Linked DNA regions of Homo sapiens: region 1 is linked to region 2. The links are chromatin loops, found by intact Hi-C in ENCODE. Cell type or tissue: A673. All regions are shown on one strand. Each heading gives the region's core, and the rest is flanking DNA. Links, peaks and the distances in the headings are about the cores only. Region 1 has its middle 48 kb from the start of RPL37A. Region 2 overlaps LINC01280 (long intergenic non-protein coding RNA 1280).

Evidence for each region. A loop is a pair of places that touch in the nucleus more often than their neighbours do. Peaks named below come from ENCODE experiments on the same cell type or tissue, not always from the same donor. Only the 100,000 strongest peaks of a DNase experiment are listed, where the experiment ranks them.
Region 1: it touches region 2 in a loop (2.7-fold over the local background); 11 of 110 quality-filtered maps call a loop at or near these places.

The regions. Positions count from the first base shown.
Region 1 is chr2:216,541,963-216,551,216 of GRCh38, forward strand. No RefSeq gene overlaps it. Among named protein-coding and RNA genes, the nearest start is that of RPL37A, 48 kb to the left of the region's middle. In A673, for the core only: no CTCF peak of the experiment used is centred there; DNase peaks (open chromatin) are centred at 3,639, 4,019 and 4,449; H3K27ac peaks cover 3,259 bases.
Region 2 is chr2:216,591,790-216,601,043 of GRCh38, forward strand. It overlaps LINC01280 (long intergenic non-protein coding RNA 1280), which reads right to left. Exons shown (of 4, transcript NR_110392.1): 2 at 6,847-7,235; 3 at 3,395-3,454. Among named protein-coding and RNA genes, the nearest start is that of LINC01280, 11 kb to the right of the region's middle. In A673, for the core only: no CTCF peak of the experiment used is centred there; DNase peaks (open chromatin) are centred at 4,582 and 5,482; H3K4me3 peaks cover 724 bases; H3K27ac peaks cover 3,358 bases.

The sequences.
Region 1 (9,254 bases), core at 512-8,511, 50 kb before region 2:
GGAGCTCAAGCTTTTAACAATGATTTTCTGAAACCTGTCTTACCTGGCCTTTACAGATCTCAAGAGTCTAGGTCAAAAGATAGATGGCCTTGGCCAGGCACGGTGGCTCACGCCTGTTACCCAGCACTTTGGGAGGCCAAGGCAGGTGGATCACCTGAGGTCAGGAGTTCAAGATCAGCCTGGCAAACATGGTGAAACCCTGTCTCTACCAAAAATACAAAAATGAGCCAGGTGTGGTGTCATACGCCTGTAATCCCAGCTGCTCAGGAGGCTGAGGCAGGAAAATCGCTTGAACCTGGGAGGCGGAGGTTGCAGTGAGCTGATATCATGCCACTGCACTCCAGCCTGGGCAAGAGAGTGAGACTCTATCTTAAAAAAAAAAAAAGATAGATAGATAAATGGCCTTGAATTTCTAGATAAAAATGCAACATCCCAGCTCTCCTGACAGTGAGACTTGAGGCAGGTAGGTGTGGGCATCTCAAGGAAGTGAGGCATTTTTCTTCCCTGAAAATTCTTCAGTCCAAAAGAGGCCTGTGGTTACGGGGTGTGGTTACGGGGTGGACAGAGGACCTGTGGTGGGGCTGCTAACCCAAGAGTAGGCTTTGAGATGCGGCAGCCCAAAAGAGCAGTCCAGAGGAAGGAGATGAAGATTCTTGACTCACTTTGCTGGTTGGCTGCTGGCTTTAGAGTTCACTTGCCTAAAAGTGGATTCCTAAAGGAGGAAAGCAGCCCTTAAAATCCATAGCATCTTCCATTTGACAGCAACTTCCAGCTTGCAAGGTGCTACCTCGTCTTCTCATTGGATTCTTACAATATGAAGGCAAAGTTATCATTCTCACTTTAGATGAAAACACTGACTCAGAGAAGTTAAGTGACTTGCTCAAAGTCACCCAGCTGGCTAGCAGCAGGGCCAAGGCCGGAACCTAGGTCTCTTGAGTCCTACATGGAAATCCTTTATCTTGACACAACTGTCCATGGACAAAGGAACCAGTAGAGGTGCTGCTAGAAGTTGCCTTGTTGTCTCCGGGGATGTGACCCCATCACAACTCTAGGCTTGCCCTGACTGGACTATACAAAACTCTATTTACTTCGGCACTCATTTTAAGAAAGGCCACATGACACAGTTCTATCTGATAAGGTAGGAATGGGGTCTGCTGAAGAGCCTATGGGAAAGCCTCTCTCGCTCCTAAAGAGAGCCACAGGAAAAGGCAGTCTCTACTTCTCTGATTGTTGTGCCTAGAACATGAGGACTGGGACTGCTGTCGCCAACTTGCCACTTGGAAGAAGCCAGCACACGGAAGAGGGATGCACAAGGAGATGAGCGTCCAGGTCTCTGACGGCATCACCCAGCCAACACTGAGGCCCCAGCTGCCCAGGCTGCACGGGCCAGGCAGCATGCTCAGACTTCCGACATGGCGCGGTATGGAAAATAAAAGGGTCAGACAATCTCAAGTCTCCTCCTTAAGAGTTAAGACAATATCCTCAGAGGGTCCTCAGTGGACTCCCCTCATGGCTTTCTGGCCAGCTCTGGATCCCATGGCTACTCCAAACCAGGCAATAGCGAAGAGCATGGGAGTGCCATTATTGTTTTACCCCAGTCAGGGTGAAAACAGCAAGTGCTCTGTAAACACAACTGTTATTATGTGACAGGCACTGTTCTAAGTGCTTTACATGTATTATCTCGCTTAACAACCTTAACGCTCTAAGAGTACTGCTAATATCCTCATTTTATACATGAGAAAATTGAAGCACAGTTTTTGTTTGTTTGAGATGGAGCCTCACTCTGTCACCCAGGCTGGAGTGCAGTGGCGTGATCTCGGCTCACTGCGACCACTTCCTCCTGGGTTCAAGTGATTCTTTTTTTTTTTTTTTTTTTTTGGAGACGGAGTCTCACTCTGTGTCTCGGGCTGGAGCGCAGGGGCGCAATCTCGGCTCACTGCATGCTCCGCCTCCCAGGTTCACGCCATTCTCCTGCCTTAGCCTCCTGAGTAGTTGGGACCACAGGCACCCGCCACCACGCCCGGCTAATTTTTCTTTCTTTTTTTTTTGTATTTTTAGTAGAGACGGGATTTCACCACGCTAGCCAGGATGGTCTCCATCTCCTGACCTCGTGATCCGCCCATCTCGGCCTCCCAAAGTGCTGGAATTACAGGCGTGAGCCACCGCGCCTGGCCTCAAGTGATTCTTGTGCCTCAGCTTCCTGAGTAGTTGCAATTACAGGAGTGCACCACCACACCTGGCTAATTTTTCTATTTTTAGTAGGGACGGAGTTTTACCACATTGCCCAGGCTGGTCTTGAACTGCAGAGCTTAAGTGATCCACCTACCTTGGCCTCCCAAAGTGCTGGGATTACAGGTGTGAGCCATTGTGCCCAGCCGTTTGCTTGCTTTTTTAGAGAGACAAGGTCTCACTCTGTCACCCAGGCTGGAGTGCAGTGGTGCGATCATAGCTCACTGCAGCCTTGATCTCTCCAGCTCAAGCAATCCTCTCACCTCAGCCTCCAGAGTAGCTGGGACTACAGGTGTGCACCGCTACACCTGACTAATTAAAAAAATTTTTTTAGCACAGATGAGGTTTCACTATGTTGCCCAGGCTGGTCTTGAACTCCTGAGCTCAAGTGACCTTCCTGCCTTGGCCTCCCAAAGTGCTGGGATGCACAGAGTTTAAATAATTTGCTCAGGGACCACACAGCTAGGAAGCGGCAGAACTAAGTTTTGAACTCAGGCTCCAGCACCCAAGCCCTTAAGTACTCACTAGAGCTAAGAATGAGGTCAGTCTCCCAGAAGCACGAGACTATGTAGACTTGAACAAAAAGAGGAGTGGGAGATTTGAGCAAAACTGAACTTCCGTTAGGAAAGAGGAAGGGGAAAATAAATGCTGTTGAGCAGCAGTGTTTGCTGTAGCCTCGCCCTTCAGCTCTTCTGTGTGTAGATTTTCTGTGATGCGAGCTAACAAATATCCCTATGGTTGAGGCCAATTTGAGTGTTTCTCAAACTATTATTTGTAGCCCAACTGTCCTAAGTACAACTGGTTATTGTAAGTGGGAGTGGCCAGAAAAACCTTCTGGGAGGAGAATTATTTGGAGAATAGATAGGATTTAGAGCGAATGGACATTACAGGCTAAGAGAAATACAGGTCAGGTCCAGAAGATAGGGCTGGAAATATAGAATGGGGTCAGGTCTTTGAAGTTCTTGATGCCAGAGGGAGGAGTATGGGCTTTGTTCAGGTGATGAGGTCTGCAGAGGAGCCTTGAGTAGGGAAGTGGTGGGGCATTTATAGAGATCCATCTTCAAGCCCATCAAAGGAAGGAGTGTGCCAGGGAGAGCTGGTTGGCAAGAGGACTTACCTTATGATAAAAGTGTGAATAAGGGCGACAGTATTAGAAATGGAAAGGAAGAGACAGTCCAGGAGATACTGAGAAAAAATAACATGTTGGATCTGATGACTGCTTAGATGTCAGAGAGTGGCATCCAAGGTGACTTTGAAGTTTCAAGCTTTGGTAATAGAAATACGGAAACTGGGAGCTTGCCTGTGAAGGTGGAGGGGAGGGAACCAGATGTGGTAGATTTGGTGTTGGATTTGGAGATTTGAAACCATGGGACAGTCACATGGAATTAATTAGTAATTGGAGACTAGGGTTGCAACACTTGTGACGAATGAGAACTGGAGGTGTCAGGAAGCTGAGGGGATGGCTGGAGTAGATAAGACCTCTGAGAAATGGGATGTAGACAAAGGAGAGAAGACCGCTGCGGTCTGGACCTCAGGAAACATCCAGCATCTTGAGGTCTCAGGAAAGGGGAGGCAATGAAGTGGAGGGAAGATCAGAGATGTAAAAGGGGAACTCAGAAGGCAGGGGAAGAAAACTAGGGAGTCGAGAATTTCAAGAAAAAGGGATCAATAGTGCTAAATCCTACCACTACAGAGAAGTCCAGGTTGCTTACGGTAAATGTTTTGGGTATTTTAAAAGAAGAGGTTTAGAAGACTGTGAACAACCCGATGTGTTTATAGATTGCTTACGGGAATGTAAATTGGCCTAATCCAGTTGGGCAATATGTTTCAAAGGCCTTAAAATATGCAAATTTGCTGACCCAGAAATTATTCAAGGAATATAATCCAAAGATATCATAATTAAAGTTTACTGAGTACTTTCTCAACCATACACAGCGTTAAAAGTGGCATTGTTTTAAGCACTTATATTTATTAACATATTTAATCCCTAAGACAACCCTATAAAGTAAGTATTAATAGATACTTTTTACTATGAAGAAAATGAGGCATGTGGAGACCAAGTCATGTGAGCAAGGTCTAACAAGGAACAAGTTATGACACTGGGATTGAGATTGGGAAGAACAGCTGCAAGACCCTTGTTCTTAACCCCCAGCTAGCCTGCTTCTTGAAATGATTAGAAATTAACACAACGGTCACCCTGAGCGTGTTCATCATAGTGTGATAATAACAGGAAACAATCTAAATGCTTAACAGCTGGAGATGGGCTAAATAAAATGACTTCCAAATGAGGGCATGCTATATAGATGTTAACAATCACATTGTAAAAGAACATGCAATGACATGGGAAAAAGTTGATGATACATTTTTAAGTGGGAAAAGCTGTTTTCCATATTTGGAAAAGCCCACATATGAAAAAAAAGAGAGATTTGTTATTATTCATACGTGCATTCTGCACCGGACTGTCTGCACCCCCGCCAGGTACCCCCTCCCACTCTCACCCTGCCCAGCACTGGAGCCCATCCTCATACCCCAGTCAATTCAGGGCAGTTGTCCCTATGTCTCTGGATTGAAGTGCTGCATATTTTAACAAAGAAAAGATAACTAGGCTGCAGGGTGGAATTCTATGCCCAAAGCGTCATTGTGTTTCTCCTCAAGTCATTCCAGGAGTACTTTCTGGATAAGACCGATTCTTAGGGAGTGTTGACTATTGGAAACAGTTGGGTAAAGCTCATAGGAAGAATATTCCGGATACTTGCTGCCACTTAAGAGTAGGTATGGCGGAGAGGATGGGTCCCCCAAATGTGTGGGATTCTGGAAAGTGCCTGCAGGGAGGTTGTCCTGCTCCTTGGACATGGAAGGTAGGCCAGCACCCCTGCCCCCTGGGGTCACCAGTTTTACATTGCTAGCAGTTAAGCCCCAGGATGATTCAGAAGCCCCACTGAGATCTTCTTGGCTTTCTGTCCTGTGCTTCACCCCAGCTCTCTATCCATGTTCAGGCAAAGCCCAGAGCTGACTGCTTAGAAAAATATTTAATTGAGATTCCTCCTACAGTGCCTATTTCTGTCTCGATAAGGCCTTGGCATGCCATGGGTGGCTAAATATATTGGCTGTTTCCTCTCCAATGCCAACCTAGTTTTTTAAATGTTCCCAAGTGTGTCTGCCCAGCTTTCCCCTGAGAGAGAATTTACAGCATTAGCCCTCTGTGACCTAGAAGAAAAAACAAAACAAAACATAGAAGATGTTAACTTACTTACAGAAGAGAAACCAGGAAATTATACATTTGTGCAGAAGTGTCTTCATTCATGCATTCATTCATTCATTCATTCAGGTCTCTCAAACTCCTCCTGAGTTACTGGCACTGTGCTTAAACATGGGCCACATAGATTGATGGAATTAGACATGATCCCTGTCCTCAAGGTGTTCATAGTCTAGATCTACCTGCAGTACTAAGTGTTAAGTATGGAAGATGCACAAAACAGAGCTGCGAGAAGGGTCTGCAGTGGCCTAGAGGAGGATACTCAGGGAATATTTTCCTAAATAGCAGCATCTCTACCTGTTCTAGTACTTAGGAATTGAGAGAATGGGGAAAGCTAAATAAAGAAATAGCAAGAATATAAAGGCAGATGCCATTTATGAGCATGTTACGTTAGTTTGGGGGCAACAGCTTGGGCATTTTTCCTAGTAGAATTCTTCTGTTGGATGTGATATATGATTCTAAAGTCTTAAGTGCAATTAGTTTTTCTTCTGTATGCTTTTTTTTAAAAATAAAATTTACTAGTGCAGACAAGTGTTTCATAAACATTTTTAGAGTCATAGAACTCTTTTTGCAAACAAAACATCCCAATATTTAAGACCAATAACATCAGAGATGCTGTGGTTGAGGCAGGGGTGGGAGATGCGGAACCAGTTCTGGCCTCCTCCAATCTCTGACCAAGACACCCCAGTGGGATTCCAGGGCTCACTGAGACTGCAGTTGAAACCTACATGTTGAGATGGTGCTTCACACTTCCCAGGCTTTAAGCTAGCACCTCAGTGATCTCTCTTCACCTCCCTTTGGGCCTGTGACTGTTTCCTGCCTCCAGGAGGAGTCTGCAGTTGCTGCTTGATAGCTCTGATGGAGGCTTGTAGCAGGTGGTCTTGGAATGCTTGGGATCACCAAGCCTTGGGAGTAGTCAAGTCGTGGTTCCTTTGATGGAAAAAAGTGGGCTATCATCTGAAAGCAGGAGTGTTGGCAGCCAAGAGGATGAGCACAGTCCGGTGGCACATTACAAATGACTCTGGCCCCATTACTCATTAGGTCCCCCTGGAAGATGTTCTAGGGTGAACAGTCCTCATTTTCCCATCTCCATGGCTGGATAACCTCTCAGTTCATAGATCCCTGCAGACACTTCCTTTCAACATGCCAAGGCCTTTAACATCTCAAATGGGCTTTACTCTTTTCAATGTCAAGTAAGGCAAAGCAGCGAATGGTCTTTCCATTTTATAGGTGGGGAAACTGAGGCCTAGTGTAGTTGGCTCTTTCACAAAAGAATACCGAGACTCACTGTTCAGACTGTGATTGTTCTCTCACACTTTCTCATACTCCTGAGAAGTTCTTTCTGTTCTCCAGCTTTTATCCATTTCATTGATGTAAACCATTTCCTCTGTGTTTGTTTCTTCAAATTGTCCAGAAAAATGTGAAGTTGGACTTCTTTCCCTTCTTAACATTGCATAGAAGGCAGTGGAAGGCAGGGGGTCTGAATGAATGACCCACAGGAGTTGTGGTGGATTACCATCTCTGTTAAAAACAATTCTGCTTTGGTAATCTTGGCAGACGGCTGAACAGTGGACATGATGTTCTTAGAGGGAGGGTGATTTCAGTCCTGGGGGTTCTGTAATTCCCCATATCTTAACATAGGGGTTGGACACAAGGCTTTCCTTTGGGTCTGGGCTCAGCCTTTTCTAGCAGCTTTGCCACTGGTCTGGAACCTTTTAGGGCATTCCAAACCCCCACACCTCTCCCCCCGCCATGGGGCTGGCCTGCAGTCAAGCATCTTCACACTCTGCCGCTTCCATCTGGAACTCCCTTTCTCGATTCCTGATGTTGGCTGCCTCGGGGCCTGCTTGCTATTCTGGTGCCCAGAAGCCAACACAACTTTGCCAGCCAAAGCCATGCTGAACTGCATCAGCAGAGAAGGGTGGGCTTCCTTGGAGTCAGAATGCATGCGCAGGAGGACCCATCCATGGTACCTATGACGATTTATCAAAGAGTTCCTTAAAGAAAGTGAAGAGACGAATCACAGAAGATATTTGGAATATACATAATCCAAGAACAGTATTCTTAAGAGCATCTAAAGAATATCTCCAAGTTACCTTTGGGCCCAATAATTTTAATATTCTCTAAGGTATTGACTCCATCTAAGACATGAGACTTTGCCTGGTTTGGAGTCAGATCCTTTCTAGAAACTCTTATTCTCCTTCAAAAAAGGTGGGAGAACCTGAACACAACATTCGGGAACCACTAACTGATGGCTTCAGGAATCCAACTAACACTCAGGAAACACAGGGGTCGAACACACCTCTGGCTTCCTCGGGACAGCTTGCATAATCTCCTCCTTCCAGGCACACCTAGCTATGAATTCAGCTGAGTTTTTAAGAAACATGAATCTGGAATACAGTGAGAGGAGTGGGTATAATGGAATAGAAGGGGAAGCAGGCCCTCCCGCTAAGGGGTACACACTCTCCAGAGGACACACACACGCAGCGCTCTTGTTCAGGCATCTCACATAAACTTGTCCAAAATGGACCAAATGGCTCTTTCTTCTTCAGGCAACTCCCTTTTCTAACTTCTGGGCCTCCAGTGTTGTTGGCATATTTTGCTTGCTTTCCTGACGCAAACCAAGAGGCATCTGTGATTCCTCTCCCCTTTTATCCGCTGCATCTGAGCAGTGGGTGGACTCCACCACCCTCCCTCTTTTGTGGATGCCCCTCCCACTGGCTCCTCCTTCTCCCACTGGTTGCCTCTTGTCTGGGGAGCGGGGAGGCCTTTAGCATTCCATTCCATAAAGCTCTGATCTTACGGTGTCAAAGCTGACAATGAATACCATTTCAAATGAAATCATGGCCACCTGCCTCTGCCTGGCTTTCCAGTGTCCCCACGCCATGACGCTGGCCCTTCCCTGTCACATCATCCCCACCTTTTAGGGTCAGTCTTTTCTGATCTTCCTATGCTCCCACAAGCATGGGAATCTATTTCTCCCTCCACACCTGAGCCTGAAGTGCCAGCCTCCCCACCCTTCACGGCCATCTCTGTGCAGCCTTCCTGATAGGCTTCCCAGAAGCCCTGCTGATAGGGGCTATCTCCTTTATGCCCTGACTGTTTCCGTGTTGACTATTTCCAACCTAGCACCAATTCTGCAGTTTATTATATACTGCTAAATGTTATCTTTCCACAGGTTGTGATCTTTTTGATGGTAAGGGTCTGGTAATGCCTGTTTGCAGCCTCTCTTAACTGCACACAATGCAAGGATGTGCGTATGGGAGAAATTAACATTTGTTGAGAGCTTTAAGACTTTATCTCATTGAATTCTTTCAACCCTAAGAGTTGGATATTTTTTGTCTCTATTTTATAGATGAGGAAACTGAAGCTTGGAGAAATAGTTTTGCATACACAGCCACTAAGTCGCTGAGTTAGGATTTGAAAGTAGGGCTGCTTATGGTGAAGCATCTTTCACTATTCCATGCCTCTATTCCAAAGTGGGGTGTAGGCTGCTCATAAATTGCATTGAATCAGAAAAAAAATTAGACACACAAAGCTGATATATGTTTAATATCATTGCTAGCACTGAACTCATACATGTTTTTTTATATCACAACCTGAAAGCTTAAATCTCAGACCGATCTACTCTAACACTCTTTTTTCTTTTTTAAAGAAGCTAAGAGCAAGTTTTAAGATTGATGTCTCTTTGAAAATGTCTTATTTATTTTTCTGCAAGCGTGGTTCATCTAAAAATTTTGCTTGGTAGGAAGAGGCCTAGGGGTGTGTG
Region 2 (9,254 bases), core at 518-8,517:
GGAGGGCAGCCAGCTTATGGCTCCTCTGTGGTCCCAATTCTGTATTATTGTTCGTCTACCATCAACTAAATGCCTTTTCTTGGTTGTTGTTTATTTTGGTAAAGATACGCATACCATAAAAATAAGTTGCAATAGCCATTAACTTGGGTTAATGGCATGCTCACTCCACAAATATCACAGAGGCTATAGGCAGGAGACCAACAGAGCCTCAGTCCTGGTTGTAGAGGACTGGTTCATAGAGACAACATTGAATTGATATACCATTTCTGAGCATGATCCCACATGGGCAATGCCTCACTCTACCCCATCCCTAAACTCTGCCCCAGCCCCAGGCAAGTGACAAACCATCAGAGAGTGAGCGTCTACCCCTCACGATGTCTTACCAATGTGGGAAATGGGGAAAAGGGGCACATGGGGTTCTGGGGTTCAGTGAAGCTCAGAAGATTGGCTTTCGAGACTCACAGGCTTTAGGCTTATTCTCAGAAGTATAGTTTTTATCTTCAGTATGTCTAACCAAACAAATTCCTCACTCCTTAGGGCTAAACTACTGAAACCAAACATTTCCTCTACACGCTATTCTTCTGGACATCCGTATCAATGATCCGTCTATTGTTTGGATCCCTGAAAGCACCACAAAGGGATGTTTGTTGCAATTCAGGAGTGGGCTCTAGCTCACTCCCTATAATCTCCATCAATACCTTCCCTAAGTGAATTCTCCCAAAATCGAAGATAAGACAATTGTCTTCTTAGCAAACATAGCTTCGAGATACATCCACAGGATGATCTTCCCACCAGACTGCCCCCTCTCCTCTCTGAGTACTGGATGCACTGCTACCCTAAAGGCGCAGCCATACCATCAACTGCTACTTAAGGCTGTAACTTTGCATCAGAGCCCACCAGGCAGCTGTGTCAGCTTCAGTCATGCTCTGATTGCACCCTCTTTACCCTCTTTACCTGCTTCCCTCCCTTGAGTCAACCTTTCATGATCCTTGGGATGTGCCCCAAGATAAAGCAGCCCAAGGCAATGGTGGGGCACATGGAGTATAAATACTGGAACTGAAATTCACTAGCCATGCCACATTGTCCAAGTCACTTTCCCTCTCTGTTCCTCTCAGCTCTTTCATAGTTGAATGAGGCCACTGGAACCAATAATCTTCCAATTCCAGGTCTATAGGTCCATGGTGGTGTTGCTTTGATACCTCCATAATGTGTCCAAATGCCACAACAACCAGCCCATTGTTGGGTCTCCAGCCATTGGGACGTTTTCATCCCCTGACTTCCTGCTTTGCTCTTTTTTGCCCATGCTTAATCATAGCTCATCTTGATCATCCGCACGTGGAATCTGCCATTCCCTGGACTCGTCTCTCAGATGGCAAAGTGGTTCTGGAATCTGATTGGGTCCTAAGTTTTGCTCTGTTTTGTTGTTACAAATCATGCCCTTTAATCTAAGCTGACTCTCACTGTTGCTAAGGACCCCTTTTACGTATCCCTGAAGAACCATTATTACACACCTCAGCTTGTCTATTGCGAACATTTTTTAACCCAACTTCCCATCTCTAGCAGATGCTCTCAAGCTGGATCCATACCTTCTCAGCTTGTGCTCTGTCCAGGCATGCTTCCAACCACCTGCGCCTGGCTGCCAGAGCGGCTGTGTCCATGGCACTGCCCCCTAATGTGACCCTTAGAAGCACCCCCAAACCAAACACTGGTGGGAGCTGGCGGATCAATGAGCCGGCTTTCTCACCTTTCTAGAAGGATACTTTTGAGAGGTGTGTTCTGTGCTGGTTTCTGGAGTTCTCCACTGGACAAAGCTGCAGACACCATGGCAGACACTGGCCTGAGAGGGCATCCTTTGCTGAGCACCTTCCCTTCCATCTCATCTCTCCACTCCCTTACGGTTGCTTCTGGAATCAATTCCCACGTAAACTAATTGTCCCAAATCCTCATCCTGGAGTCTGTTTTGGGATACCCAAACCAAAACACCATCTCTCTTCCATCTCTATCTCTCATAGCCAATAACCTCATATCCTATTTTGTGGGGACATAAGGCTGGTTGAGTTTATGGGGAGAGCTGTATAGCCTTACTCATGTGCCTCTGTATCCAAACCTTAAAACTTTGTAGGGTCTTGCTTAACCACTCTCCCCACCACTCAGCTTTTTTTTTTTTTTTTTAATCGCCTTTATTTCTTTTCTCTACTGGCATGTTTCTTTCTGTCTTTAACCTGTTGGGAAGGAAAATACACCTTTCCTTGAACCTGTTCCATAACCTACCGACCTTCCCTCCCCTCAGAAGCATCTCCCTGGAATTGTGAAGGCTCTTCACCTTGGCATGACCTACCCATTCCTCCTTCCTTTGTGACCTGGTTTCCATCCAGGTCACTCTGGTAGTGCCATGGCAAGATCATCACTGCCACCTCATTTTCCAAATCCACTAGCCTTTTCTTATCCTCATCATATTTTCCTTGACTGTTTATCTTTTGCCTCACTTTAACCTGTTTGTTATACTTGGCGTTGGGTAATATTGTGAAACCCCATTGCAATCACATCACTCTCCTGGTTACAAGTTTTTGAGGGTGCCTACTGGTAAAGGGATTAAAGCTGTTTTCTTAATTCACACATTTCATCTTCCATGGATGAACTCTAGCTTTTCAGCTCATCTTGCAAGCCCTCCACTACAGGTAATTGGTCTACTAATGAGCCTCCAACTATCCAATATCCATTTTTGCCTCCCAGAGATACCTTAAGCCAAAATGCCCTCATTTCTCCTTCTTACTTTTTTTCATGTCCCCACCCAGGGCAATTTTATCCTGATTTACAAAGTCTTTCCCATTTTCTCCCAGCCCTGCTTCCTTATCTAAGCCCTCATGGGCATTCATTGCCTTGGCCTATTCTTTCGTACTTTCCTATTTCCTTCGTCAAGTGTGTGCCCTTTCTCTTCAATAAGACAGGGACTGTTTATAACCCTAGAACCTGATCCATGGCATTCCATGTATGTTTGCTGATGATGACAAAGATAAAATAGAATGTCTAAGTCAGTGTCAAAGAAGTCACATACTGCTGGGTGCGGTGGCTCACACCTGTAATCCCAGCACTTTGGGAGGCTGAGGTGGGTGGATCATGAGGTCAGGAGTTTGAGACCAGCCTGACCAATATGGTGAAACCCCGACTCCACTAAAAATACAAAAATTAGCCAGGTGTGGTGGTGGGTGCCTGTAATCCCAGCTATTTGGGAGGCTGAGGTAGGAGAATCGCTTGAACCCAGGAGGCAGAGGTTGCAGTGAGCTGAGATCATGCCACTGCACTCCAGCCTGGGTGACAGAGTGAGACTCCCACTCAAAAAAAAAAAAAAAAGAAAGAAAGAAAGAAAGAAAGAAAAAAAAAGTCATATACTTGCCCTCCTGCAGCTTAGCCTCTGGCAGATGGAAGACTGAAGAGCTTCTCCCATCAGAGGTGGCTGGAACACAGTTGTGAGGGTGTTATCTTTGGAGCCTCCTCCCTTTTCCCTCCATGGGCATCACACCAGGCTCCCCCCTAGGTTTACTCCAGCAGAGCCTGGTCTCAGCCTATTGTTTATGACATCTCTTTGGAGACTTTTGGGAAGGGTGACACCCAAATTATCTTATTAAAGACTTTATTTTTATTTTTATTTTTTGAGGCCGAGTCTCATTCTGTTGCCCAGGCTGGAATGCAGTGATGCGATCTCGGCTCACTGCAGCCTCTGCCTCCCAGGTTCAAGCAATTCTCGTGCCTCAACCTCCTGAGTAGCTGGGATTAAAGGCGCCCACCTCCATGCCCAGCTAATTTTTTTATGTTTTTAGTAGAGATAAGGTTTCACCATGTTGGCCAGGCTGGTCTCGAACTCCTGGCCTCAAGTGATTCACCCACCTCGACCTCTCAAAATGCTGGAATTACAGGTGTAAGCCACCGTGTCTAGCCCCAAATTATCTTTTGATAGATATACCCCAACACCCCGAAAGGGAAAGAAATTTGTCCAAGGCCATGTGCTAATAAGTGGCAGAGTCAAGACTGGAATTCTCCTCTCCTCTATCCCAATCCAGGGGGCTTTTTCCCAGGCCTGGGTGAAAATTCAACTTCACCCTGTGCAGGAGGCAACAGGAGTCTTTGCATTATCTAGGCAAAGACTACAGCTTTGGAGGCAGCTGGGCCTGTCACTTACTAACTCTTTGACCTTGGGGTAATAATTTAATTTTTCAAATCCCAGTTTCCTCAGGCATAAAAGTGGGCATAATACCATCTATCTCAAAGAGTTATTGTGAGAATTAAATTAGATGGCATATAGAATTTTACATTGGGAGGAGGTATGGCATTTTGTTGAGAAGACGGGCTTGGGTTTGAACCTTGGCTTTGTAATTTCTTGGTGGTATAACCTAGGGGGAATTATTTGACTTCTGAGAGAAAGACCTCAGTTTCCTTATACGTAAAATGAGGATAATAATAACTGTACTTCATTTATAGGAATAAAGGAGATAATGTGTAGCCAGTGCTCAGCAGGGTGCCTGGCACATGGGGAAACTTCTGCTCTTATGGATGATCACACTATGTCAGGCGCATGGCAGACTTCCAGAGAATGTTAGTTTCCGGTTTCCTTTGCGAGCAAATACTATAAACAGGATAATGGGAAACACATTTTAACAACGAGAGACAGACAGAGAGAGAGAAACGTTTTCTGGGACTTTAGGGCAACTTAGGCAACCACTGTTCCTAATTACCAGCTCTGTCGTGTTATTTGTGTTTGTGCTTCTCTCCTGCACTAACCTACGAGCACCCTCAGGGTGGAGTCATGGCTATTTATCTTTGCTTTCCCAGCAGGCAAACAGTATCAGGTACATAGTGGGCGATCAAAAATGTGTGCTGAATCATTGTCATAATTGGCTTTTTAGGAAAAATAATGGAAGCAGTACATGAAAAAGGAAATGCAAAGTAGCATGAATATGTATTTGGTGGAATGTAAATATAAGATAGTAACATCCTAGAGAGCTTTCTGTTTGTCAGGGACTGTGAGTGTGTAATGATGTGTTCAGTTCTGGCCACAAATCCTACAAGGTGTGTACTATTATTATCCCCATTTTATGGATAAAGAAATTGGGGCACAGAGAGGTTAAGAAACTTGTTGGAGGTTATATAACTAGTGAGCAGTAGAACTGCATTGGAATCCAGGTGGCTTGGCTGCAGAGACTGGTCTTCTAACCAGTATTCTGTACTCCCCTCCTTACGATTAAGCACTAAATTAGCCTCGGGCAGTTGTGAAGGTTAAATGAATGTAAACCACAATGCCCATCACATAGTGAATGCCCAGTAACCATTAGCTCTTTACCAAAAAAGTCCCACCTACCCACATAGCTCAGGCCACCAGAGATCTGGCAAGCTTGTAAGGCCAGAGGGATTAATTCTGCACAAGTGTTTGCAATAGTAACAGGGATTCCTTTAAAAAGCAGTTTTGCTGACTAATTAATTAACTGAACTCCCCTTGCACCTTCTACTTCCGTCTCTGCGCCTGTAATCCACACCATCTGGCAGTACAATTCTTTGTGTGGATATCTGTCTCTCCAACAGGACAGAAGAGATCTGATCATGTCTTATTAATTTTTCCATTTCCTGCCGTGCCTAGGACAGTGCTTGGCACAAAATAAGCATTCCATAAATAGTTGTGGAATTTTTGAGCTAAATTAAATATTCACAGTGGAAAAACAGGAATGAAATAGTCCATGAAAAGGCAGAAAGTAATCTGTAGCATCACAGTGCCAATGATTTATAAGATTTGATGCCTCCTTTTCATTAGGCAAATAATATATGTCCATGGTAGAAAAATGAGAAAATATAGATAAGCAAAGAAGAAAATGTTGAAATTGCCAATGATTCCGTTGTTAACACCTTAGTTTCTTTCTTTCTACTTCTCTTTAATGATAGGCAAACTCTTACAGGCTCGAGGTTCAAAGAACGATTCCCTTATAAGCAAATGCTTTTTCTTTTTAGAATAACTTTATGGAGGTGGACTTACATACCATTACATTCACCCTTAGGGAGTATTCAGTTTGATGACTTTGATTATTTATTTATTTATTTTTGAGACAGCGTCTCACTCTGTCACCCAGGCTGGAGTGCAGTGATGCAATCATAGCTCACTGCAGCATCAAACTCCTGGACTCCAGTGATCCTTCCACTCAGCCTCCTGAGTAGCTGGGACTATAGGCTCATACCTCCACGCCTGGCTAATTTTTAATTTTTTTTTTTGTAGACAGCATCTCACTATGTTGCCAAGGCTGGTCTCAAACTCCTGGCCTCAAGTGACCCCAAAGTGCTGGGATTGGCTGGGCGCCAGGGCTCGCGCCTGCAATTCCAGAGCTTTGGGAGGCCAAGGCGGGCGGATCATGAAGTCAGGAGTTTGAGACCAGCCTGGCCAACATGACAAAACCCTGTCTCTACTAAAAATACAAAAATTAGCTGGGGGTGGTGGCACGTGCCTGCAGTCCCAGCTACTCAGGAGGCTGAGGAAGGAGAATGGCTTGCCCCAGGAGGTGGAGGTTGCAGTGAGCTGAGATTATGCCACTGCACTCTAGCCTGGGCAGCAGAGTGAGACTCCATTTCAAACAAACAAACAAACAAACAAACGAACAAAAAACAAAGTGCTAGGATTACAGACATGAGCCCTTGTGCCTGGCTGACTTTTCGTATAATAAATTGATACATTTGTGCAACCATCACCACAATTTAGTTTTCAAATATTTCCATGCCTCCTAATGGGAAAATTTTTAAATTTAAGCATTTTAGATAAGCTTAATAGAAGAGCGCCCTGTGAGCTAAAACCATCTTTCTGCAGATTCATACCTGAATTACCCAGCAAGGTGGAGCACTGTGTGCCAAGACTGGGAGCCAGGAAACCTGGGCGGCTTGGTGTTCTGAATTTCTCCATGTCCTTAGAAAGTGGCTTTACTTCTCTTCCTACATCTTCCTGGGTCCCCATTAGGGAGGCAGAACTTCCCATGTCCTGACTTATCAGGTAATTTTAATTTTTGCATTACATATTCACTTCTTTTCTCTCTACTCGTTTTTTTTTTTTTTTGTCCTTTCTCCACTTTCCTCTCCCATCCCCCATGGCTGAGACAGGTTGCAGCAGCTCATCCATTGGGCATCTTTGGGCATCTCTGGGCATGTCTTCACTGAGACACCAGCTCCATTTTCTTCCACTCCGATCTTCCTCGATTCTGGTCTCTACCCTGCAACCAGAAGGAGCCTAGTCCAAACCTAATCAGAGCCTGTCGCTCCCCTGCTCAAAGCTCTCCCATGGCTTCCCATCCCACCTAGCATAAAATGCAGACTCCTTGGCATGACCTTCAAGATACCTGCCCAGTCATCCAACCTCATCTGCTAGCACTCTCTTCTCTGTTCACTTTCCCTGTCACGAGGGTCTACTTGCAGGTCCTAGAACATGCCACATTTGTTTTCACCCCACAGCCTTTGCACTTGCTGCTCTCCCTCATTTACTTACTTTCTCATTTCACTGGTCTCTGCTCAAATGTCACCTCCTTGGGGAGGCCTTCCTTGGCTACTGATGGAGTGCAGGACATGCTACCCTTGTGGGAAATACGGGGTAGCTACAAATGCTACACCTTGTACACCTTCACCCCCATGCTACAAATGTAGCACCTTGGAATTCACTCTCTGACCTTCTCCCACTCCCTTTTTTTTTTTTTGGAGATGGAGTTTCACTCTGTCACCCAAGTTGGAGCGCAGTGGCGCGATCTCGGCTCACTGCAACCTCCGCCTCCCAGGTCCAGGCGATTATCCTGCCTCAGCCTTCCAAGTAGCTGGGACTAGAGGTGCCCACGACCACGCCTGACTAATTTTTGTATTTTTAGTAGAGATGGGATTTCACCATGTTGGCCAGGATGGTCTCGAACTTCTGACCTCATGATCTGCCCGCCTTGGCTTCACAAAGTGCTGGGATTACAGGAATGAGCCACCGTGCGCAGCCTCTGCCATCTTTCTGTGTGAGAGCTGGCCTTTAAATAGTTCCCTGACTTACCACCCCTGAAAGTAGGTCATAAGACCCTCATGTGATAGGTATCCTGCCCTATACCCAGAGAAAAGGAATGAAGACAGAGAGATGCCAAGAAGAATCTAAACAAACAGGCCTTGCTAAGTTTCCCCCACTTTCTCACCATTAGACCACACTACCTTTGTCCAATCATAATTTACATAACTGTCCATTCTTCATCAAACCTAAACATAAAAATACACAGTTTTTTCTCTCTTTGGGTCTTCACTTCTGAAGACTCCTGTATCACATAAACATATTAAATCGGTACAGTTTTTCCCTTGTTAATCGTTCTTTGTTATAGGGGAGTCAGCCATGAACCTTGGAGCAGGTAAGGAAAAGCTATTACTTTTTCTCCCCACACTACTCTGTCTTAGCATGGCCTAGCCCTCCTCCACCATCACTCCCCACCCATTTGCCTTGCTTGCTATGTTCCTTTTTGTAGCAGGATCTGCAGTTATATCATAAGCTCAACATTCATTGAATGAATGAATAATTGGTTAACACACAATTTGCTTTGACTTATGAAGATACACCCATTAAAAAGCGTGACCCAGCTGGGTGAGGTGGCTCATGCCTGTAATCCTAGTACTTTGGGAGGCCAAGGTGGGTGGATCACCTGAGGTCAAGAGTTTGAGACCAGCCTGGCCAACATGGTGAGCCCTCATCTCTACCAAAAATACAAAAATTAGCCTGGCATGGTGGTGGGTACCTGTAATCCCATCCCAGGTACTCAGGAGGTAGAGGCAGGAGAATTTCTTGAACCAAGAAGGCAGAGGTTGCAGTGAGCCAAGATCACGCTATTGCACTCCAGCCTGGGCAATAGAGCAAAAAAACTCCATCTCAAAAAAAAAAAAAAGTGTGACCTGAAGGATCTGAATATGTGACAGTGCTATGCTTAGGATGTTCATGTCAATGTTCGTGTCCCCTCCAACACTCATGTTAAAACTTCATCCCCAGTGCAACAATATTAAGAGGTGAGGACTTTTGGAGATGGTTAGGCCATGAGGGCTCTGCCATATGTACCTTGTAAAAGGGCTTGAGGGGGTAAGTTTGTCCCTTTCACCATGTGAGGACATCACGTTTGTCCCCTTGGAGGATGCAGCAACAAGGTACCATCTTGGAAGCACAAACTTGGCCCTCACCAGGCACTGAATCTGCCAGCACCTTGATCTTGGACTTCCCAGCTTCCAAAACT